Regions from separate parts of the Mus musculus genome. Here all the other regions are linked to region 3. The links are chromatin loops, found by intact Hi-C in ENCODE. Cell type or tissue: left cerebral cortex. All regions are shown on one strand.

What was found. Peaks named below come from ENCODE experiments on the same cell type or tissue, not always from the same donor. Only the 100,000 strongest peaks of a DNase experiment are listed, where the experiment ranks them.
Region 1: a loop joins it to region 3, with 2.3 times the contacts of the local background. A loop is called at or near these places in 2 of 42 quality-filtered maps.
Region 2: it touches region 3 in a loop (9-fold over the local background); 3 of 42 quality-filtered maps call a loop at or near these places.

Annotation. Positions count from the first base shown.
Region 1 is chr9:112,258,074-112,266,073 of GRCm38, forward strand. All of the region lies in intron 1 of 2900079G21Rik (RIKEN cDNA 2900079G21 gene), which reads left to right. Among named protein-coding and RNA genes, the nearest start is that of 2900079G21Rik, 5.5 kb to the left of the region's middle. In left cerebral cortex, no CTCF peak of the experiment used is centred here; a DNase peak (open chromatin) is centred at 4,042; H3K27ac peaks cover 626 bases.
Region 2 is chr9:112,231,203-112,239,202 of GRCm38, forward strand. Arpp21 (cyclic AMP-regulated phosphoprotein, 21) reads right to left here and starts at 2,110. Exons shown (of 21, transcript NM_001362020.1): 1 at 1,890-2,110. It also overlaps a transcript of 2900079G21Rik not described here. In left cerebral cortex, a CTCF peak has its summit at 4,420; DNase peaks (open chromatin) are centred at 1,177, 3,483, 4,054, 4,382 and 2 more places; H3K4me3 peaks cover 5,374 bases; H3K27ac peaks cover 7,034 bases.
Region 3 is chr9:112,401,041-112,409,040 of GRCm38, forward strand. It overlaps Gm39431 (a long non-coding RNA gene), which reads left to right. Exons shown (of 5, transcript XR_871284.1): 4 at 6,869-7,000. Among named protein-coding and RNA genes, the nearest start is that of Gm39431, 97 kb to the left of the region's middle. In left cerebral cortex, a CTCF peak has its summit at 4,661; a DNase peak (open chromatin) is centred at 5,034; H3K27ac peaks cover 2,007 bases.

The sequences.
Region 1 (8,000 bases), 140 kb before region 3:
TGATATTAGTTCCACTGATCCAAAACCATCCTGACCCAGGTACATCATGTTCATAGTATTTTGTAGATAAAGACCTTCCTGCTTATTGAACACCTCAGTATGTTTGCCAACCTGATAATTTATCAATCTGTCTACAAGCAACACATTAGGCCACCAGTCCTTTTCCTTCAGTGATAACATCATCCCAATAATTAAAGACATATAGATCATGGGTCAGATGGCTTACTTCTTTCTAGTAATGTTCATCACATCTATTAACAAAATAGAACTTGTATTCATTATGGCCTGTAACTGTAATTGGTTAATTAGATTTGGATGACTTCCATTTGCCATGGTTTATCTAATATCGGATTGTTCACTTTGATTTATTTCTTGGTTATTTGGATTCCACCCAGCAGTTATTTCTGAAAGGTCACAAAGATGCATTGATGTCTTGTATTTAACAGTGGTGGGTCACTTGTTTTGACTAATATATTAGTCAAGAAAACAATTATTTGATGTTTCTATCCCAACATGCTAGATAATCAGTTTTACTTTCTTCTCTTGACTCGATGATGCTTTAAGGAGGGAAGGCAGAAAATCTTTCCTGGAAGGGCATACTGCAATCAGATCAGTTGGTAGAGATGTGTTGGATCAGTGTGTTCCAAGGAGCATCTGGGCTCTGTGGGGAGAAAGACTGTCATCAATTAGTGATCTCTGGCAAAGGCCCAGATGGGAAGGAGAAGATGAATACACCTTCTCCAGACTACTAGGGAATATCACCTTTTCCAGGGCAGCTGGCATTTCAACAGAAAACCAAGGTACATTTAGTTGTAAATAATCTATGTTTAAGAATGAAACATAACTTTATGTTACAATGATGTCATATGAAAGTACATATACTGGTAGATAAAAAGAAAACATGGTAAAGATGTTGAGATTAAATGTCAAAATTAACAAGTATGACATAATGACTTTGTAGAATAGTTTATGACCTCATAGGGGGAAAAATCTGTATTCTTCTCAAGCACTTGAGGCATTACAAATACAGATAATATGCTAGGAAATAAGGAATTAGCTCTAATTTAGAAGAGATCAGACTGTCTGCTAACCTTGATGAAATCAAATTAGAAATCAATAATGTATTCATGACTAGTGCCCTCCAAAATATGTAGATATTAAGTTGCATATTTTTAATGATTAACTGGCTAAAAATGAAATCACAGAAAATATCAGACCACTTCAAGTCTGTGAAAATTAGCTATTGCCAGGCTCAGTAATGCCTTGCTAGCATAAAGACCTGACTTCAATCACCAGGACCCACATAAAAAAGCCAGCCATCTTATCTTGGCTCTGAAATCCCAGTGGATCCCTGTGGAAGTGGAGCCCTGAGCCTTACCCTCGCTGTCTAGCCTAACTGATGAGCTCCAGGCCAACGAGATATCTTGTCCCAAAGAAGGTAGATGGCATTCTTGAGGACAACACCTGAGGTTGTCTCCTGGCACCCATGAGTAAGCATACATACATGCATATACATGAACATGCACACACACGTGCACACACTTACATGTATGCATTTAAGAAAGCAAATATATCTGTCCAACAAGGATCTGAGAAAAGCCATCCTGTTTGCACTGAGAGTTTTCTGAAGTAGAGAGATTGTGGTTCCAACGATTACTTCCTATTAGAAGTTGTAACTTACAGAAAGTGTTCTAAGTTTAGTAGAGAAGAAAAGAGATGAATTGTCCTCTGGAAAGGCCTCATTAGGAGAATTAGACCACGATGCAATAGAGCCCTGAACAGTAGGAGAAATCCTTTAGTATGAAGAAGAAACTGATTAGAGCTCCGGGGTACTGGTTAGTTCATAATGTTGTTCCACCTATAGGGTTGCAGATCCCTTTAGCTCCTTGGGTTCTTTCTCTAGCTCCTCCATTGGGAGCCCTGTGATCCATCCATTAGCTGACTGTGAGCATCCACTTCTGTGTTTGCTAGGCCCCGGCATCACTGGAAAGAGAGGCCCATTGGACACGCAAACTTTATATCCCCCAATACAGGGGAACGCCAGGGCCAAAAAGGGGGAGTGGGTGGGTAGGGGAGTGGGGGTGGGTGGGTATGGGGGACTTTTGGTATAGCATTGGAAATGTAAATGAGCTAAATACCTAATAAAAAATGGAAAAAAAAAGAAACTGATTAGAAAAGAGAGCCATCCTGGATAGCATGATGGTGATTCTGAAAAGAGAGACACTGTAGGTCCATAGGAGAACGGTAACTGTTCTGACAGGTTCCCTGAAGTGTGTGTATGTGTGTGTGTGTCTGTGGTGTGTGTGTGTCTGTAGTGTGTGTGTGGTGTGTGTGTCTGTGTGTTTTTGTGGGGTTTGTGTGTGTTTCTATAGTATGTGTGAGTGTGCCTGTGTGTGTGTCTGTGGTGTGTGTGTGTGTGTGTGTGTGTGTGTGTGTGTGTGTGCGCGTGCGAGGTTTGGAATGCTGCATTTCCCTGTAAGTGGTTCTGATAAATGAATTGGCTCACCGAGTTACACATGGGTGGAGTCATTTTCTGTGTCTGCCTTTGCTCCACCTGTCTAGGGGTGAGTAGACGTTTGTTTATACCTCCCCAGGAAAAATCCCACAACAAAAATGTTTACTGAAAGAACCCTTGGCACTCACTCCAATGAAGGGAAATGACTGCAGAGTGACAGGAGGTGAGCTGAAACGTAGATCCAGGAGAGCTTTAGCCTGTGCCATTCCCTACCTGTCATGAGGCCCAGAACTGTGTTGCTCCTTGGAGTTCTTCCTATTGAGTTGAGATGTCTAGGTCTCTCTAATCCCAAAGCCATCTGTCATCAAGTACAGCCAATCTCAGGCATGTCCATGACCTTGTATGAGATGACTCTTGGCCACCAAATCGAGCCAGAAGGCTGGCAAAGGAAGACTTTCTACTAACAGCCTTCCTAGCAACAGGGACAAGTCTCTTTCCTTGTATTCAACTCTGGGCACCATTCCCACACCTGTACTACAAAACCCACATTTCTACAGCATCACAGCAGAGACCTTAACATAAGGGTTTGACCAGAGGCGTCAAAGCCCTTTCAGTCCATCCCAGCTCTCACTTGTAGGGAGGGTGCCCTTGTCCCAGGTGACTCATCTGAGTAACTTGGTGCTGTGAGAACCAAAGAGAATTGAACGTGAGTTCTCCTAAGACTCAGTCTGCACTATGACTTAGGGTATGACAATCACAGGAGCTATCATTTACCAAGCACTTACCATGTACCAGTGACGGCCGCAACTGCTTCACATGTATGTCACTAACCTGAGTCTTTGTCTTCCTGATTGCAGGCAACAACACCCACTGAGCAGCTTTGCAATGTGTGTTCACTAAACTAACATATTTGCTAATTCTTATTGCAGACAGTGGGCTCCACACCCATGGGAATGCCTCCCTCCCTCTTCCTCATCAAGTGTGAATAATTCTAGATCCCCAAATACACGGCATGCTCCATCAGCCTTGATATATGATAACAATAATGTTTATAATGATCGTTATTATAGCTCTCCTTTATTGAGGGCTTACCATTTTCCAGTCAGTGTACAAAGCCTTTGATATATATGGATAGATTCATTGTGTCCCCAGAATACCCCTGTGTGGCAGAAACACGAGACTCTTGATTCTATGCTGTCCCCAAAGGAAAACCCAGAAGAAAGCATTGCTCCTCTCAAGTGGCCAATTATTTATCAGTGCCTTTCTTTGTGTGAGTGCATGTGTGTGTGTATGTGTGGTATGCACATGCACACCCACACACATGCTCATCCACACACACAGGTGTGCAATGCAAACAACTCCCTTCAGCTTAATTATATTTTAACTGATTCCATGTCTTCCTCTTTGCTTCCATTTCTAGCCATATTTAATTCCTTTCTTTTGTTTTGCATTCAGAATTATTTCATGCTCAAAAAAATTACAGTCCTGTAGAGAAAGCCAACACCCGTTCCCTCTGCAGAGCTCAGCACGAGTGGGAATCCTGCCATCGAGCAGTCTGTCCTCGTTCAATTTTAGCATCCTATAATTTCCTGCATAATTGTTTAAATGTCCTCATTCTCATCTCTGTCTCTCCCCAAACTTTGCTATTTTTTTAAAGAAGGCACCCAAGCTGTGTGTCTGCTTCAGCAGGGAACTTCACAGGCTCCATGCCAGAGAGCACCATGCACCTCCAGTCACCACGGTACCTCAGCAAGCCTGCCTAGCGAGCGACCTCCATGGAAGCCCTCCAGCCTGCCCCTGCCTGGCTCACCTTCCCTCTCCACCAGCCTCCTGGAGGCCAGGCGTACGGAAATTCCTTATGTGTTGGTGACATTCGATTCCCAAATATCACATAACCAAAAATATTAAAATAAACTGCTCATAACATTTTCCTGAATGCCATCTGGGCCCCATTGGAAGCTGACACTATCCGTCAGACCCAAGATAACCACATTTCCCCTCCTTTGTATGTGTTAATGTTTGTCATAATGGATTTCACTTTAATGTCCCAATTACATTTATGACATTCTTTCATCCGAGTGGCACTAATGACTTTCATTATTATTTATGCTCCTCCTTAATTATAAGACTCTCACCTCTCTCATTACACACACGCCTTCGTCACCCCCTTACTTGCACACATGCTCTCTGGTATGAAGCTAATGTTCCTTCGATTCCCATTGTCGCAAACACAATGATTAATTACTCCTGTTAAACCATCATACCCCAGGGTGATCAGATTGGTGAAACAAGAAGGGCCAGATTGCTGCTCTAGAGGATTTCTGGGGACACCTGTCAGAAAGGAAAGAAGAAGAGGAGCCCCTAACCTCCAAATAAATAAATGCCTGACAGTTCAGGCTAGTTTTAGCCTTGGGATTAATCACCAGGAGAAAGAATTTTAACTTAAAATAAAATAGGCCATTGGCTCCAAATGTCTTGCATTGTAGATGATGATAGCATGGCCCAGGAAAGTGTGTAGAAGCTACAGACAGAGCATAGAGCTTTGCCAATTAAGATAGTCTGTGGAGAGAACTGACCTGCTATGATATGTGGCAAATTGTACCAATTATAAGTTATTTTATGCTAAGAAAAAGACTTTCCTTTGACCCTTCAGCCTAGGTAGGACCTATAATCATCATCATAAAGATGTGATGGAGACAAAAGGATGAGGCAAAAGTGATGATAGATTTTGTTGTACAAATTCTACCCTACGGAAACATAAGCCATGTCTACTCCTCCCTTACAACCTCAACAACAAAGCAAAGACCAGTTGCATCCACATTCAACTGGAGAGCAGATGAGCTGGGTTAACTTAGTGCAGGGGTGAGGGATCACTTATGGGTGTGTGGTAACCCTATAGCAGCTGCACCACTGGAAAGTCTCATCGCAGCACAGATGACGGTTTTCTCATAGCTGTAGATAAAGGTACCCACTTTGGCTGCCTTACCCTGCCTATACATCTAAGCATTCCCTATGATTAGGAAACCATGGGTAGTTAGGGCAGAATTGCACACAAATGCGTGAGAGCTACAGGAGGGAATGGAGGGAATCTCACCTGAGTATCCAGTGACCCTCCCTACTCACTTCTTCTGAGGGAAGGGAAGGTCTAGTGAGGATGATATTTTGCAAGAAGATGTGGCTAATCTGATGAAGATGACAGCTGCTGTGCTTTAGGGCCACATTCCATAGCATGTTTATTCCACATCTGGACCTTAAAGGGTCTCACAGCCTCCACTCTGCTTCCTCAGTACCCTCCCATTTCCAAACCCAGGCTTTTGATGTGGACAGAGGGCCAGATGTTCCACGTAGCCCTATTGATTTACCAGATGATTGGAGATGTAGGAGCAAGGCCAGCCAAGATTCGCCAAACCATAGCAACCAGCCAGCTGCATCTAGTCCAAATTGCCAATCTGCAGATCCAGGCACTCAGGAAATGGCAGTGATTGTCAATGTTTGGGGGTGGTGTGGTCATTTACAATAGAAGATGATGGATGTGCTCATCCAGGGAATGTATTTTGGCTTGGGGATTGTTATAAAAGCTAAGACAACAGGTCATGAAGAAAATCCACTGGCCCTAGGTATAAAAGAGTTCTCTCAGTTCTTGCTTTATCTGTCAACTCGACACTACTCAAAGCTAATAAGAGAACGGTGGTATCAATTGGAAGATTTTTTTCCTTCAATCAGCTTGGCTTATGGTTATGTCTGTAGGGTTATCTTGATCGCTAATTGATGTGGGAGGACCCAAACCATTATGAATACTACACCACTAGGTAGGTGAGTCTGAGCTATATAAGAATTGTAGCTGTGGGGCTAGACATATGGCTCATTGGTTAAGAGCAGTGGATGCTCTTCTAGAGTACCTGGGTTTGGTTCTAAGAATCCACATGATAACTCACAGCTGTCTTACTCCAGTGCCTTGAGGTTCAGGTCCCTCTTTTGGTCTCTGAGGGCAGGAGAAACACATGTTGCACAAAGACATACATGCAGGCAAAATAAAAATGAGAGGAAAAAATTTGAAGAGGAACCTAGATGAATCTGAACAAATGAGGAAGAAGGAGGAAGATGAGGAAGAGGAAGATGAGGAGGAGTAGAAGGAGGAGGAGATGAAGGAGGAGGAGGAAGAGGAGGAGGAGGAGGAGGAGGAAGAGGAGGAGGAGGAGGAGGAGGAGGAGGAGGAGGAGGAGAAGGAGAAGGAGCAGCCAGTAAGCAGCATTCCTTGATCATTTCTGCCATGAGATTCCCACCAAGGCTTTTCTCAAAGATGGACTGTGACCTAGAAGCATAAGATCAAACAAACACTCCCCTCCTTTTTAAAAATTTTTAAATTTTTAAAATTTTTTTATTTTTATTTTTTAATTTTTATCCTGGTGTTTATCATAGCAACACAGAGGAAAACAGGACAGGAGTGAACTCAGCTCTTTAAGGGGGAGCATGTACCATTGTCTTTATCATTGTTGCAAAGAGAAAACCCATCATTCTGGGTGCCACAAACTAAACTTCAGGGTGTCTTGAGAGCCACATCAAAGTTTCACATCTACCAGCTTTGGCTCCAGAGACAATGCATGCTTACGCACCACACTTGCTATGTTGGCCAATAGTCTGAAAGTCCCTCGTTATCACCCCATTCCTCATTGCTCTAAACAGGGCTAACAAAGAGAGATAGCGGGGAGCAGGTCAGGGAGCAGATAGCTGGGCTTTTTTCATTGTCTCTTTCCATGTTTAGTATTGTTTGCCAACTCCACAGGATCTGGAAATACCTGGGAGACATGTTTCCATGAATACCTGTGAGAAATTATTTGATTATATTCACCCTTGAGCAGGCCCATGGGATAGGAGATTAGCTTCATTAGCTTCATGGAGGTTAGACAATACACTGTGGCCTGTATTGAGATCTTCTGGACTGTATAAAGAGGATTAAGTGAATTGAGCCCAAACTCTATTTCTTTCCTCATTGTGGCAAATTCCCTTTCTTTCCTCACTGTCATATAACTTGACCTTAAGATCCCACTGGCAAAATTTTCTAGCTGTGAAGGACTACCTCCCTCGAGCTGTGAGATAAAATAAACTCTTTGCCCATTAAGTTATGAATCCCAGGGGAATATATCAGTCACAGGAAAATAACCAAGACATCCTCATTAGGTAGCACAGTTGGCCCTGTCATATCCCTTTCACCAGAGCTCCAGGATTTGGAAGATATAGAGAAAACAGCTTAAACAGTAGCTATGCACACAGGGCCAAAATTGCTGTGCAGGGCTACATTTAGTGTATAAAATTCTTTTGATAAGTAGAATGAGTCAGGGTTTGGAAAGATGGCTTCATGGTTATCTTAGTTACTTATGTGATGAAACACCATGACCAAGGTAACTTACAAAAGAAATGATTTGTTTGGAGACTTGATTTCAGTTTCAGAGGGTAACTCCATAGTCATCATGATGGGGAGCATGGCAGCAAGCAGGCAGGTGTGATGCTGGAGGAACACTAACTGAAAGCTTACATCTGACCCACA
Region 2 (8,000 bases), 170 kb before region 3:
AAAGAAGCGCTTCAGACCTGAATGCCCTCAGACTTGAGAAGCTAGAGCAAGGCAGAGCAATGAGGGAAATATTAACAGCCAATGTGGCTGGCTTCCCCCTCCAGAAATACCATGTTGAAAGACAAATGAACAAAAACAACAACAACAACAATAGATTTTGCAGTATCTCCATGCAAACATTGTTCTTAGGTGTTTACTTCATTTTAAAGTTGGTCACTTTCCAGATCGACTTTTTGAGTTCTCAGAGAGGCATTGATACAAAACGATATGACTTAGCTCCCCGCTTCATATAAGCTGCTCATATTCTCTTATGCTTATTAATTTTGAAACTACTTAAGTGTTTGGTCTAATGAGCTTCACCGTGGGGGGTGGGGGAGTGGCCTGATGCTTGCATGCTGTTAATACGAAAATGAGCAAGATACCTTTCTGAGTGAACATTCCCACCTTGTACCTGAAGATTGGTGATCCATGAAGGTGCCAGCAATGCAGACATATGGCTTCATGCATCTTACATGCCATTATGTGAAGATATTTGGCCCCCAAGGATAACATTCTAAAGGTAATCAATGCTACCTCAGAGACATTTTAAAATATGCACTCTTTAGAAAGATAAATGAGGGACATTTCACTCAAAGTTAAAGGGAGAAAATAACACAACTATTTCACCAAGTCCATCTAAAACCTCCAGATTCCCTTAGTTGTCACAGCTCTGGTGCAAAGTTTCAAGTTTATGACAGAAAAATCAACCCAAAATTCCCACAGCAGAAATTCAGATTATCACCATATCTGAAGCTGGTGGTAGTTTTTTTGAATCTCAGAATGTTTCATAAGGTCCAACCCATCTGCCACAGCAGAACAATGATTCAGGAATTTGAAATTAAATCTGCATTCATTACCCAACATTCTCACAGCCTATATTAAAAATAGTAGACACACAGGAAGTCCCCAGTTAGCATCTCCTCTAAGTTTTCAGAAACTCAAATTATTGAGTCTTCTTTCTAAGAACCAGCAAAGACGCTGAAGGAGCATCTAACCAGCTATTCAGAGAGAATTCTCTCATCCAAACCGATTGATTTCCATCGATAAGCTATAAGGACCCGATTCAAAAGACCACCTCTGCAGCCCGCTTTACCTTCCCACTCCCTTCTGCTCTGCAGTCTCCACAGCAGCACAGGGCTCTGTCTGTTCTCGGGCTCCTTTCATTGCAGAGTGAGATGCCCACTCCTTCATTAAACAGCGTTAAAAAACAGACTGCAAGGAACTCCTCAGTGCAGCACGCTCTAACAGGGTGATTGCTACAGTTCTCAAGTAACCACACTCAACTGAGATCTATGACAAGCAGTCACTGAGAGATTGGCAATGTGCAAATCTAATAAAACACACACACACACACACACACACACACACACACACACACACACACACTTGTCTGGGTCTGAACTGAATTACCAGCAAAAAGAAATCACCATATAGTGAATGAAATTAAGTCACCAAGAAACCTAATGGTATTCCCCGGAGGAGCTGTTTAAGTTTCTTTAAATATGCCTCATCCAAAGTACTGTTAAATAAGCACTCACCGAGAGGAATAGTTACTTTGTCATTCGGACGACATAAATCATACCCGGAAAGGAGAAACTAAGACATGTATAATACAATGGTCTAAAGCAATGCCTTTAAATTTACACAGAAACCAAATCATATTAGCACAGACGAGCATAGCAAGAGATGATCTTTTCCCAATCTTTGAGAATGGAAACATGTATCACTTTAAAAAGACATCTAAATGTATTCTCTAGAAATATAAAAATAGCCTGCCAGTCAAAGCGATTAGAAAGCAAAGGAAGATGAGGACAAAGGACACTGAGAATCAGACATAAGCAGGTACATACCTTGAAGGGCTACATAACCCCGAAGACAGGGTCTCTCATGTTAAGATCACTCTGCTATTTGAAGGAAGCATAACTAGCCCTAGTGCCTTCCAAATGACTGTCTTTCATGAAAATGACATTAGCTAAAATGCCACTCAGACATCAAGCCCTATAGTAACATAATCCTGAAAGAGAGGGTCTACTTAGGCTGAAGAGCATATCAAAGGCTCTCTGATTTTCACAGAATTACAAAAAAAAAAAAAAAAAGGAAACAAGAAGTGCCTCCCTGCCTGCCCTGTCTACTTTGCTGCTTACTTAAAGCAGTAAACTGCAGAGTTGGGTTCCAAGGCAGATGAGGAAAGGGTGGGCACAGTTTAGATTTATTCTGCATTGGAGCAAAATTTGAAAAAAAAATACAGATTCATTTCCATTCTAGAGACTGTCATTCTAGCTTGCAGAAGCTGCATCCTTTGAGAAGGCAGAGAGCGAAATGATGGTCTCCATCTGCAACACGTTCTTAGGGGGACCATTTCTAGCAACCTCACCGTACACCTCCCATCCCGCCATGACATTACCTTCCTCATTGCTTTTTTTTTTTCTTAAGACTTAGGCTCCAGTCTTAGTCTGTGTCTGTAAAAGGTGATCAAGCTTTGAATTTAATACATCCGTGACATCCATGCTAAGCCATGTAATTTCTCTTCCGAAGAAACTTTTTAAAACACTTGCCTGATACAGATCCAATCCTACTATCACATTTATCACCCGAGACAGATAACGTTACACCAGAGGCTGTCATGGAAATGACTTCAAGATTTAAAAAAAATAAAGCAAAAAATTATCCTCCTCTCCCTCCCTTCTCCGACCTCTTGGGACCCAGGACCTCTGTGGTAACTGAGGAAAGTGACAAGTTTTCAACTGAAACAAGAGAATGTCCAAACTTGGCACCATAAAACCCATATAAAATTACTGGAAACTTCTGTTACAGAAAGCATCGTCCCTTTCAATTCCCTTCCCAGATTTCAATTTCTGCCTGCTTTGAGGGAAAGAGAGTCCACCCATGCCTTCCGCCGAGACATAGAAACAAGATAAACAACACAGAAACGACAAACAGGTCAAAGGGAAAGCACAGATAGATGGTAGAAAGAAAAAAAAAGGGGGAGGGGGCAGCAGAAGCAGAAAGCCCCAACAGCCAGACACAAAGGGCTTGTGATGCTCATGTCGGAAGACTTGGCTCTTTACCTGAAGGAACAGTGGAGTGACCCAGCGTCCCGGGTGCCTTGACTGACTGGATTTCGTTTGGGGCTTTTGTGAGTAATTATTGTTTCTCAGTGAATGCTTTGGTTGGGTCAGTTTGGTTTGTGGCTTGCCTTTGTTGTTTGGTCGATTTATTTTAACTGCTAGCAAAAGGAGCCCTTGGCTTGGAGGCAGGGGTCCTCGCGCTGCCCAGGCACAGCGCTGGTGGGGAACGCGTGGCTGCGGCTGTTGGACTGTCACCGCTCCGGACGCTTGGAGGTCTTCGCTGCTAGAGAGTCTGTATGTCACCACAGGCTGCTGAGCTCCTGTCTGTCTATTTGCCTGTCTGTCAGTCTGTCTGCTTCAGGAAAGGGGTTGGGGGTGGTGTCCAGGCTTTGCTCTGCTCCTCTCTCTTGGGAGTAGCCACCTTCTCCTGCAGCCAGTCCTTGCGCTGATCTGTCCGCCCCTCTGCGACCTGTGGTCCCACCAGCAATGCGGGAACCAGGTGACTGTCGTTGGAGCCCGCAGCGTCTCTGCTACTTTGCTACTTTGCGCTCCGGCCACTTCCCCAGGTCGGGTGGGAGGAGGTGACTGCAGGGAGCGAGTGCACGGGGCTGGCTGTCCCTGTCCCTCCCTCTCCGTCTCCCTGCCCGCTGAGTGCTCCCTCTTCTCTCTCTCTCTCTCTCCTCTCTCTCCTCTTCTCTCCTCTCCTCTCTCTCTCTCCGCTCTCTTCTCTCCTTTCTCTCTTCTCTCTCTCTCTCTCTCTCTCTCTCTCTCTCTCTCTCTCCCTCGCTCGCAGGATTTCGATCTCTCTGGCTGAGTAGGTCCACCTGAGGGTCACTCTCGCAGTCCCGCCGGAGTCAGCCAGCCTCAGTGGTGCTCCCGACCGCCCCACCCGGCCATGCCCTCCCACAGGGCTGGCTAGGCTCCCAGGCAGCGCCCAGCTCCTCCCCGCCAGCCAAAGACGCGTCCAGCCGGGCGGGCACCAAGAGCACCGAAAGCATTGCACATGCCCGCCCCCCTCCCCCCAATAGTTCCTGCCCCAAGACCCGTGCTGGCGACCCCTCTGCGGAGGGAGATGGCCCTGAGGGGACGCTCAGTGATGCCCGGTCTCTGGGCCACCACGCAAAGCCGAGGCTTGAGCGCAGCCGGCACCTGCTCTGTGCGCCAGGCGCTGCCATACCCACTGCTCTCACCACCCCTGGGCTGGAGACAAAGCGCATGAGCCACGCGCGCGGCAGCGCGAGCATCATTAATCAGAGGAAACTGGCGCGCTGCCCCGGCCCCGCCACCCTGCCTCTCCCTCCCAGCCACCAGGCGCGCCCCGGAGCCCAGCCCTTACCTACCTCGCTGGGGTACCACCTCGAGTCCTAGGGATGTTTGGCCAGAGCTTCTGGGTTTCTGGTACTCCGTGCTTACTCTCCGAGGCCAAGTGCAGAAAACAGCCCGGGGCAGCAACACCTCACCCCACCCAAGAAATGATTCTCAGCTTTGAGCTCTCAGATGCCCAGGCTTTAGAGCTGAGAGAGACTACAAGTCCTGCTGCTCAGCGAGACTGGTCCTCTGGATGCAAGACCGCCCAGATCAGTGCTGCCTGCCCCACTGGGCGCTGATGCGCTGACTGAGAGAAACCTTGCACTGCAGAGCCCAGAGGGGTAGGGCTGGGGCAGGGAGCAGAGTTGACACCTGAAGAAATAAAAGCTCTGATTTACCCATTTGTTTTGGAGATGAGTACTATTTTTATTATGTGCAATTCTTTTTTTTTTCATAATCTAAGGGCACACTACCAAGAGGAGAAAAAAGTACAGTGAAGAGTGAATAAATTTCCGGAATACCGCCCACCCGCTAGCGACTATACATCCTACTTTCCGACAGCGTAGGTCACCAGCCAAGATAGCCCATTCTAGCTTCCTACCCCCAGCTGAGAGCAAGGCATTGGATTCTGGCCTTCTTGGCTGGCTTGTTATTAATGGGTAGCAAAATTATAGTCGTGCACTTCTGTGTGCAACTGCCAAAGCCCATTTTAACAATATCCAATACCGGAGCTTCTGAGATGCAGACAGCGAGTTAAGTGTGAATCTGCTGCAATGCACAATATATTGACAACAAAAGCTTAGCAGTTGGTGATTAGTAACCTCATGAACAAACCACAAATATATAACTACCATAAAATATGCCACGAAAATCTCTTCTTTTATTTATTTATTTATTTATTTATTTATTTATTGACTTCTATTTAGGTACACCTACCTTTAATGGTGGTCGTTAAAAATGAAAAAACAAAAACAAAAACAAAACTAGGCTTATAAGTCACATGGCTTCCGTGGTGTTCTAGAAGAGTGATTTGCATAGAATCTTTATGGTCATGCTGTCGTGTGTGTGTGTGTGTGTGTGTGTGTGTGTGTGTGTGTGTTCGCTCACGCATGTGTACACTGCGGGGAGTAGGAGGTTGGATTGGTCCTTGCTGCACAGATCATTATTTTCTATCTGTTAGTGTCTCCCTCTGGGTTTCCACTTCTGCAGGGCAGGAAAAATCCACAGCAGAAAGTTTCAGGCAAAAGGATCCTCCAGCTTCCAGGACTCATGGGCACTTTGGTTTTAGCTCCGTCTTTCCTGCTAACTCCTCTCAAAACGTATTGGTAAATGTTTTCCAGCCACTTCGAATGCAACAGAAAAAAAAATCAAAATATTTCTAATCATATCCCAATCATATCTAACTCTAAAAACCAAACACTAAGTTTCTTCTTGGGAAAGTGTGTAAAGTTGTGTATGTGGTCAGTGTAGAAACCTTCCCATACACACACACCCACACACAGAATCCAGTTCTGTAAACCAGAACAGAAATTGCAGCTTTTGAAAAGGAGAGGGGAATTCTGAGAGAAATCCTGGTTTTCAAAAACAAAACAAAACAAACAAAAACTCTATCACTTAGACCGAGGAAAAGTTTCTAAATCTTAACAATAATGGACAAACTGGATGGTGATATTTAGAGCAACATCTCTTGTGATTTTTTTAAAGCTCTGTTTGAAAATAAGTACACTTGGATTTAAAACATTAAAACTCAACTGTATTTTTTGTCTTTTCTCCATATATAAATGGAGCCAACAAATCAGTGGCCTAAGATGGCTCAAGTTTATTTGAGGCCAAGTAACTAATCAGTATTCAGCTATCCAATTTAAAAAAATTTGTGTCTTGGTGTGGGACTGAAATATCCTCTTGGGGCTATTAGGCAGGTAGTGAGCAATGTTCTTATTGTAGGCGTTTGGAAGGTGTGCACATTTCCTTAAATGATTTGAAGTGGTTCTTAACGGTTATGGCCCAGACCTTTCATTGTGTAAAATGAGATCTTCCATGTCGGACCTCTGAGTGATAAAGTCACAGTGGCAGTGATATCCTCACTTTAAAGATGCCATGGAGGAGTGGCAAAGCAGGAGGTGCTCTTAGATGTGAGGGCCCTTGAGTGTTTGCTGGTACTGTGTTTGCAATGAAGGAGTATGCCTGTAACCAGGTAACCCTAGCTCAGGGAGTTGAGCTCACCTATACACTGGCAAACATCTGAGGCTGTTGGCAAGCTCCTTTAAACACATATTCCCTGGAGACACTAAATTAGTGCCCTTTAATGAAGCTCTCAAATTGGATTTTCAAAATAAGGCGAATTGCTAGAATAACCCAGCTACCTTTATGAGCACCTTTTCAGCTGAAGCGAGAAGTAGGATTTCCGTGCTGGTGAACTTGCAACATTTCTCAACAATTAGGTTGTGAGGAACTCCACTTAAGGGCAGACACCCCCTCCACAGTAAAGGCCCACATATTCCCTAGAGAGACTTCTCATCCGCCTCGTATCCAGCAAAACTGGCTAGGGTCTATTAAATATCAGTCTTGGATTTGGGTTTCAAGCTTTAGAAATATACGTAAGGGAGAAAGGCGAGGAGAAAGATGGGGTAGGGTGAGGGCGGTTTGATAGCAAGATTAACATTTCAACCAGAAAAGTCGAGAGAGCCCCATTCTTACTTTGTACTCAGCCAAAATAACTCCAAAAACACATTTCAGAACATCAACAAAGAATGTTACATCATGTATGCATCTGAGCGTGAAGAAATGTCACGATCAAAAACAAAGAGGACTTCGGGGACTAGAAACCAAATGTTCCGATGGCATAGATCCCTTGGTCCCAACTCTGTCTCCTCTGCAGCAGGCTGTGTGCAATGTAAGAAAATGATCCCCGTGAGCAGGCAGACCACAAATGACCCCTGGCCTGCACTCTCATGAAGTGATGCTCTGTTGCCAAAGCAGATCAAGACGTTTCTTAAAAATAAACGTGTTTGCAGCTTTCCTGGAGCTTCCTTGGAATCAGAAGAGAGGCACTGGGGAGGCACAGAAGGCATCTGCTACACGGAGGTTTGGAAAACGGGTCAGGGAAAGATCTGAGCAACAGTAGACCAGGAAGGCTGCTGAATAAGTTATCTTGTTTCTTTTCAGCACTTCTTGGGTCAGATACATTGACACTCGAAGCATCTTGCTTCCCCACCTCCTCATGCTGGAAAGCAGAGCATGGTGTTTGCCCATTTGCATCCTGAGAAACCCCAGGCTCTCATGGGGTCATGCATGGGGACAGAGGCAGGAGGACTTTCTGCAGTGCAGGGGTGGGACACCCTTATCATCTACTATTCTAGGACCACTTCAGATAGAAGTATAGTTCCACATGGAACCCTCTAAAGGCATATTGCTTTCTATTTTGCTTGTGGAGTATGCATTGTCACATGTGGTCTGGGCACACATGTACTTGCAGTTCACATTCACATGTGTGTACGTATGTATGAAGGCCAGAGAATGACATTGGGGTCTTCCTCTGCCAATCTCCACTTTTATTTATTAAAGTGGGGTACCTCGCTGGGACCA
Region 3 (8,000 bases):
TTCTGGAAATAACCTCAATAAAACTCATTGGTTGACAAAGTTGAACTCTGGTGATGTCCTTGCATTTTTCTGTTGCCAGTGCCTTATGTCATGAATAAACATTTGCTTATGTCTCCCAGGAAGAGTGTCACAAAACATATGGGTATGAATGTTAACAGGTAGGCATAGCTAGGAACTTGCAGACTCTCTTCTAATTTTCTGTGTTTGTTAATATAGTAGGACAATAACAATCTAGTAGGCAAGAATGGGAAAGAAAATACTTCAGGGTATGGAGACAATTTAGACGAAAAAAATGGATTATAAGTGAAAAATAGCATTATAAACCTATCTGAAATTAGTGGTATGCCTTTGAAGTAAGACTAACCCGCACAAGTGTGGTTTTCCTAAGCTCCATGGGCAAAGATGCATGGAGTTGGTGAAATTTTATATATTACTAGTGGTACTGACTTTCCTGTTTAGTATATTAGGATTTTAAAGAAATAAGAACAAGTTCATTGAAGACATAAAATAGGTAAAATGTGTTATATAAGAATGATTTGGGAGCCTATGTTCTTAGCAGCCTTATTTATAATAGCCAGAAGCTAGGAAGAACCCAGATGTCCCTCAACAGAAGAATGGATACAGAAAATGTGGTACATTTACACAATGGAGTACTACTCAGCTATTAAAAACAATGGATTTATGAAATTCTTGGACAAATGGATGTATCTGGAGGATATCATCCTTAGTGAGGTAACCCAATCACAAAAGAAGTCATTGGATATGCACTCACTGATAAGTGGATATTAGCCCAGAAACAGAATAACCAAGATACAATTTGCAAAACACAAGAAAATCAAGAAGAGGGAAGACCAATGGGTGGGTACTTCATTCCTCCTTAGAATAGGGAACAAAATACCCATGAAAGAAGTTACAGAGACAAAGGTTGGAGCTAAGACGAAAGGATAGACTATCCAGAGACTATCCCATCCAGAGATCCATCCCACAATCAGCCACCAAACCCAGACACTATTGCATATACCAGCAATATTTTGCTGAAGGGACCCTGATATAGCTGTCTCGTATGAGGATATGCCAGTGCCTGGCAAATACAGAAGTGGATGCTCACAGTCATCTATAAGATGGAACACAGGGGCCCCAATGGAGAAGCTAGAGAAAGCACCCAAGGAGCTGACAGGTTCTACAACCCTATATGTGGAACAACAATATGAACTAACCAGTACGCCCCAGAGCTCATATCTCTAGCTGCATATGTAGCAGAAGATGGCCTAGTCATCCATCACTAGGAAGAGAGGCCCCTTGGTATTGCAAACTTTATATACCCCAGTACAGGGGAATGCCAGGGCCAAGAAGCAGAGTGGGTGGGTAGGGGAGCAGGGCGAGGGGAGGGTATAGGGAACTTTCAGGATAGCATTTGAAATGTATATAAAGAAAATATCTAATAAAAGAAAGAAAGAAAGAAAGAAAGAAAGAAAGGAAGGAAGGAAGGAAGGAAGGAAGGAAGGAAGGAAGAAAGAAAGAAAGAAAGAAAGAAAGAAAGAAAGAAAGAAAGAAAGAAAGAAAGAAAGAAAGAAGTGATAAAATAGTAAAAACTAAAAAGAATTATTTGGGAGCATGAGAAGGTAGTGGTTTGGGGAGATGGAAATATGTTAAGATTAGAAATAAGTGACTCATCAGCCATTGGAATTGAAGGCTGTTTGTTGCTGAGTACTTTGTTAAATTACCTAGAAGTACAGCAAAGTGAGCTTATGGTGCGGAATGATTTTAGTTGTTGACAATAATGACAGGTAAGATTGTTACTTTCTTATTTAGGATAGAGGATAAGTTTGTTAAGGAATAAAAGCCAGAGAACTGAGAGATAAGTACCCTATAGGATGATATGAATTTTGACATCACCAAGCATCCTGACTGGTCCGTAGTCCTGAAGGTTGCTGCTATCTTGAACCTTCATCTTGAAGGGAAAGACTCAGGGTTCTGAATTATGGTAGGTGTCTATAATAACCACATGTAGGAGACGGTACATGAAGACATAAACAGAAGGTTGCCTTTTTTACGGGAGAGGGAAGGCACATGGGTCATGAAACAATGAGGGTCAGCAGTACTAATTCTCACTCACCATCTTATTGTTCAATGAGTTCTCAAAGATTACAGTTGTCTGTGATTCTTCCCAAAGGGAAAACACAGTGCATTCTAGAAAGCAAACGTATCAGATATGAACATGAAGATACCAACATCAACCTGGCCCTCTCCTGAATTACCCTCCTTCCCTACAGATTGATGCCAACAAACCAGGAATCTTGCCTCTCCATTTGTCTCACAGACTAAGTTCAATAGTTCTCATGATCTCTCATACAACAGTTCTGTTCACAATCCATGGATGTGTTTTCAGACCTCATGACAATGTTCTTAGCCACACTTTAATGGTCAAACTTCTACAGCCAAAACTCATTCGGTAGAGAGGCTCATTAGAAATATTTATCAAAAGAGTCAATCCATGACTTGTTACAGATATTTAAGCAGGGTCTTTCTGAGAACAACTTACTGGAATTTTTCTGGGATATTTCACAGGCAGTTACAAGATCTCTTATGATATAAGCATCATAGTACAATGTCATTGGGTCACTGACTACCTTCAGGTTCAGCAGGAGAAATGTGCCATGTACTTGAGCATGTTTCTAAATTAATGTCCTACCTATGCATTTGCATTCTGCCTTCATGCCATCAGACTGTCATTTTGCCTCCTTCATCTATTTCATCGAATTGAAGGGTTTTTTTGTTTTGTTTTGTTTTGTTTTTCTGACTAGAGATTCACACCTTGAGCCTTAGAAACTGGTCTAGATCCTGAAAGTCACAATAAGTGACTGCCACTCAAGTAGAAAGGTAAAGGAACTAAAAACACAGAGGAAACAAAGAAAGGTCTACCTTGGGCCTTCTTATTATACATCATCGATTATAAAAGTAATTTGTTCTCCTGAGACATATGCAAAAATTACATACCCATTGTGAAATTGTAAGAGGTAAGAATTGTGTCTTGAGGAGGAAGCAGATCCCCTCAAGGGTGAGATTCATAAAATGACCATTTCATCCAAGTCTGCTGGCCCCTCTGAATCTCTCCCCACCAGGGGCTCCACACTGCCTTGGAGCTCCATTAACAAGAGGGCTATAATGCTCTCCGACCTTGAAGAAGGGGCATAAGAAGCTAATGTAAGACTCTTCTGATGTGAGGGTTTGCACCTAGTCTTATATCTTGGTTCAAATTCCCTCGTGCCCTTTTCTGAAGGGAAAAGGAGAAAGAATGGATCGGGAGGAGAGGGTAATTGGTAGTGGGGCTTGGAGGAGTGAAAGGAGGGGAAACTTCAGGTAGGTTGTATTGTATCAGAGAATCAAATTAGAAAACAAAACAAGCAAACAAATTCTTCTCTTTACAAATTACCCAGTCTGTGTAACAAATGGACCATTGCAAACAGACACAAACTAGTTCCAGATTTTAAAAAGGAGAGAAAACATGTTAAATATAAATCATACATAAATTTAGGAACCAAGTCTTGACTTTACAGTTATTCAAAAATGTGTGCAGTGATCGAAAGCCTCCAGATTGGTTTGTAATTCAATTCTATGTGTCCTCCTACTACATGCATTTTAAGCTAAAGAGCTAGGCTTCTAATTCGAAAGTCATCCTGTGAAGTTGGTTGCCTCTTTTAAGTTAATCACCTCAAAATCTAAAGAGGGAATTGGAAATATGAATGTAAGTATGTATTAAGGGAGACACGGCAAGAACTGAAAACAGGAAGCCCAAGGTAAAAAGGAAAGCCAAGGTGACAGCACTGAGCAGAGGATTTGGAAGGGATTTTGAGACGTTTACCGGTGACCATTTGAGAGAAGCCAGCACAGCACATCCATGAAAGAGAGCAGACAGACCTTCCCTTTGACAGAGTGGAGCTGAGGTGTCCAAGGTTAAGGGAACCTTTCCTAGACTTTTGCTCATCCTTTAAACTGGATAAAGGGAGAGAGGAATTTTATATATTTTTCCAAAACATTGGAAGGTATTGTGTATCTAACTAAAAACAAAGTTGCTGCATGGACTTATAAATGATATTTCAATCCTTCAGTAAGAAATACACTGAACACAGAATCCATAGGACTCTTGATCTTACTTTAATCCTGTTGCTATGAGATGATACCCTGACTAAAACAACTTGAGGGGGGGAGGCATTTATCTCAGCTTACAAGTTTATGCTACAATCAATCCACTGTCATGGGATGTCAAGACATTACCCACAACTCACTAGTCACACTACATCTCCCACCATCAAGAGGAGAAGTAAAGGATGCACGCTGCTGTGCTTGTTTGCTTGCTTACCTGCACTTAGCTTGATTTCTCCACTTTTTTACAGTCCAGGGCCCCAACCCCAGGAAGAATGTCACCTAGGTTCAGGATGGACCTTCTTACATCGATCAAGACAATCCCCCACAGACATGACCACAAACTCACCAGACTTAAGTCATTTCTCACCAAGAAATTCATACATGAGTCCAGGTTGTATAGTTTGAGAATTAACATTAGTCACCACAGATTTAACTTCTGAGTGTCTTAGAAATATTCAAGATATAATTGTGAGCCACCAAAAATCCCAGTCATCTATCTTTCTGATGACATTTTTCAATGGGCCATTCTCTGAGTTAGAAGACATCACTTTTATGGCTCAGAAGTAGCAAAGATTTCCACTAGTCGGTCTTTGAGCTGATGTCATTTCAAAAAGGTTTGAAGAGAAATTCTTTTTGTACACTTAGGAACCCAGTTTCTGAAATTTTCACTCAGGAAAGAATCCAAAAGGAAATATAACATTTGAAGATGAATTCTCTTTCACAATTTAATAATAGACTCAAGGAATTGAAGAACATTTAAATGTCTGGTGGTACTATAGCAGGCTACCATATGGAGTGTATATGTATGGAAGCAGAGGCTGAAGAGAGAGGGTGGCCAGAAGATAAAAAGTGCTGTTTGAGGCTTCTAGGACAGATGGCATTCTGGGGATGCCACTCAAAAAAAAAAAAAAAAAAAAAAAAAAAAGAAAGTAGAGTGATGAAGTCAGAAAAATCTATGTAAAATATGTTAGATGTTGTCAGGGTGAGGTTGTAGGAGGCCTAAATGAACAACATTCTCTGAGGCTGAAGGATGAACATTCAGTTCAGAGACCAGCCAAGGCTGAAGAGCCTTCAGTGCATGGTCAACTTGCCAAGGACATCTTTCTAAGTGGCTTACTTTCATGAATCTTGCATTTCTACATACCAGGATTGAATATGTAACCTAAAATACAAATGCTAAAGCTTTAACTTGGGACTTTCTCTTGGTGGATTTTCCCCTTGATGAATGTGAATTGTCTTCTTCATCACACTTGAAAACTTTTGGTTGAAAGTCTATTTTATTGGATATTAGTATGGAATCTCCTGCTTGTTTCCTGGGACTATTTGCTTGGAAGAACTTTTTCCATCCTTTTACCCTGAGATAGTGCTTGCCTTTGTTGTTGAGGTGTGTTTCTTATATGCAGCAAAATGGAGTGTCTTGTTTGCTTATCCATTCTGCTAGCATATGTCTTTTTGTAGGGGAGTTGAGTCCATTAATGACTGTTCATTGCTGATATGTTTGTTTTTGTAGGTAGCTTTATATGCTTGTGACTCTCTGCTTTTGACTTTGTTGTAAGATGCAATATATTGTCCTTTCTTTGTACAGGCATCTTCCTTCTGTTGGAGTTTTCTTTCCAAGATCCTTTGTAGGTTTGGGTTAGTAGATGGATACCGTTGGAATTTGTTTTTTTCCTGGAATATTTTTGTTTCTCCGTCTATGCTGATTGAGAATTGTGCTGAGTATAGTAGCCTGGGCTGTCATTTGTGTTCTCTTAGAGTTTGCAGGACCTCTGACCAGGCTCTTTTGGCTTTCATAGTCTCTGTTGAGAAGTCTGGTCTAATTCTGATAGATCTACCTTTGTATGTTACTTGGCCTTTTTCCCTTGCAGCTTTTAATATTCTTTCTTTGCTTTGTGCATTTAGTGTTTTAATAATTATGTGACCAGAAGATTTTCTTTTCTGATCCCATTTATTTGATGTTCTATAGGCTTCTTGAACCTTTGTGTCCATCTCTTTCTTTTTTTATTAGATATTTTCTTCATTTATATTTCAAATGCTATCCTAAAAGTCCCCTATACTCTCCCCTGACCCTGCTTCCCAATCCACCCACTCCTGCTTCCTGGCCCTGGCATTCCCCTGTACTGGGGAATATAATCTTCTCAAGTCCAAGGACCTCTCCTCACATTGATGGCCTACTAGGCCATCCTCTGCTACATATGCAATTAGAGACACAAGCTCTGCGGGGTACTGGTTAGTTCATATTGTTATTCTTCCTATAGGGTTGCAGACCTCTTTACCTCCTTTGGTACTTTCTCTAGCTCCTTCATTGGGGGTCCTGGGTTCCATCCAATAGATGACTGTGAACATCCACTTCTGTATTTGCCAGGCACTGGCATAGCCTCACAAGAGACAGCTATATCTAGGTTCTGTCAGCAAAATCTTTCTGGCATATGCAATAGTGTCTGGGTTTGGTGGTTTTTTATGGGGTGGATCCCTGGGTGGGGCAGTCTCTGTATGGTCCTTCCTTCTGTCTTAGCTCCAAACTTTGTCTCTGTAACTCCTTTCATGGGCATTTTACTCCCCATTGTAAGAAGGAGTAAAGTATCCACACTTAGCTCTTCCTTCTTCTTGAGTTCCATGTGTTTTGCAAATTGTATCTTGGGTATTCTAAGTTTCTGGGCTAATATCCACTTATCAGTGTGTGCATATCATGTGTGTTCTTTTGTGATTGGGTTACACACAGGACACAGGAAACCTGCTGGTTGTCACCAGCCCTGGGCCTCCTTGGGCACGAACTTGGTGGAAGCTCCCACTGTCCTCAGAGGACTCTCCATGCTGCAGGTGCCCTAGCACACCCAGGATCTTGGGATGACTGGTGAGTGGAATGCAACATCTCTTCCTTTAGGTTGGGAAAGTTTTCTTCTACGATTTTGTTGAAGACATTTTCAGGTCCTTTGAGCTGGGAATTTTCGTTCTCTATTCTGTTTATCCTTAGATTTAGGTTTTTCATTGTGTCCTGAATTTCCTGGATGATTTGGATTAGGAGTTTTTTATGTTTTGAATTTTCTTTAACAGTTGTGTCAATCTCTTCTACTATTCCTTCTACACCTGAGATTATCTCTTCTATCTCTTGTATTCTGTTGGTAATACTTACCTCTGTAATTCCTGACCTCTTTCCTAGGTTTTCCATTTCTAGGTTTGCCTCCATTTGTGTTTTATTTACTATTTCTTCTTCCACTTTTAGGTCTTAGATAACTTTTTCAAGTCATTCTCCTGTTTACCTGTGTTTTCCCATATTTCTTTCAGTGAGTTATTGATATCCTCCTTAAAGGATTCTATTATCTTCATGAGATAGGATTTTAGGACAGATTCCTGATTTTCAGGTGTTTTGGTAAATCAGGGCTTGCTGTGGTGGAAGAACTGGGTTCTGATGATGCCCATGTATTTTTGTCTTCTGTTGCTCATGGTCTTTCACTTGCCTTTCACCATCTGAATATCCCTGGTGTTTGTTGATCTGGGTGACTGTCTGGAGTCTGCCTCTTTTGTCCCTGAGTTGCTTCAGGTTTCCTGGTAGACTTGTGGCCCTGGATATATCAGACCACCTGGGGGGGCCTTCCAACTGGGGGCTCTTCACAGAGGCAGAGAAGCTGCCTGGTCCCTGCTGCTGGGACAGACTCCTAGTTGGTATGCTCTCATGAAGACTCCGTATTCTGATACATCCTAGAGGATGTTGCCCTGGCTGCCTTCAGACTGTTGGGTCTTCAGTAGAGCAGTCAAGCTGTAGTCCAACTGTGCTGAGTGCAACTGATCCTCAACTGCTCAACTGTTCTGAGTGCAGTGGGTCCTCTAGGATGTATCAGAATATGGAGTCTTCA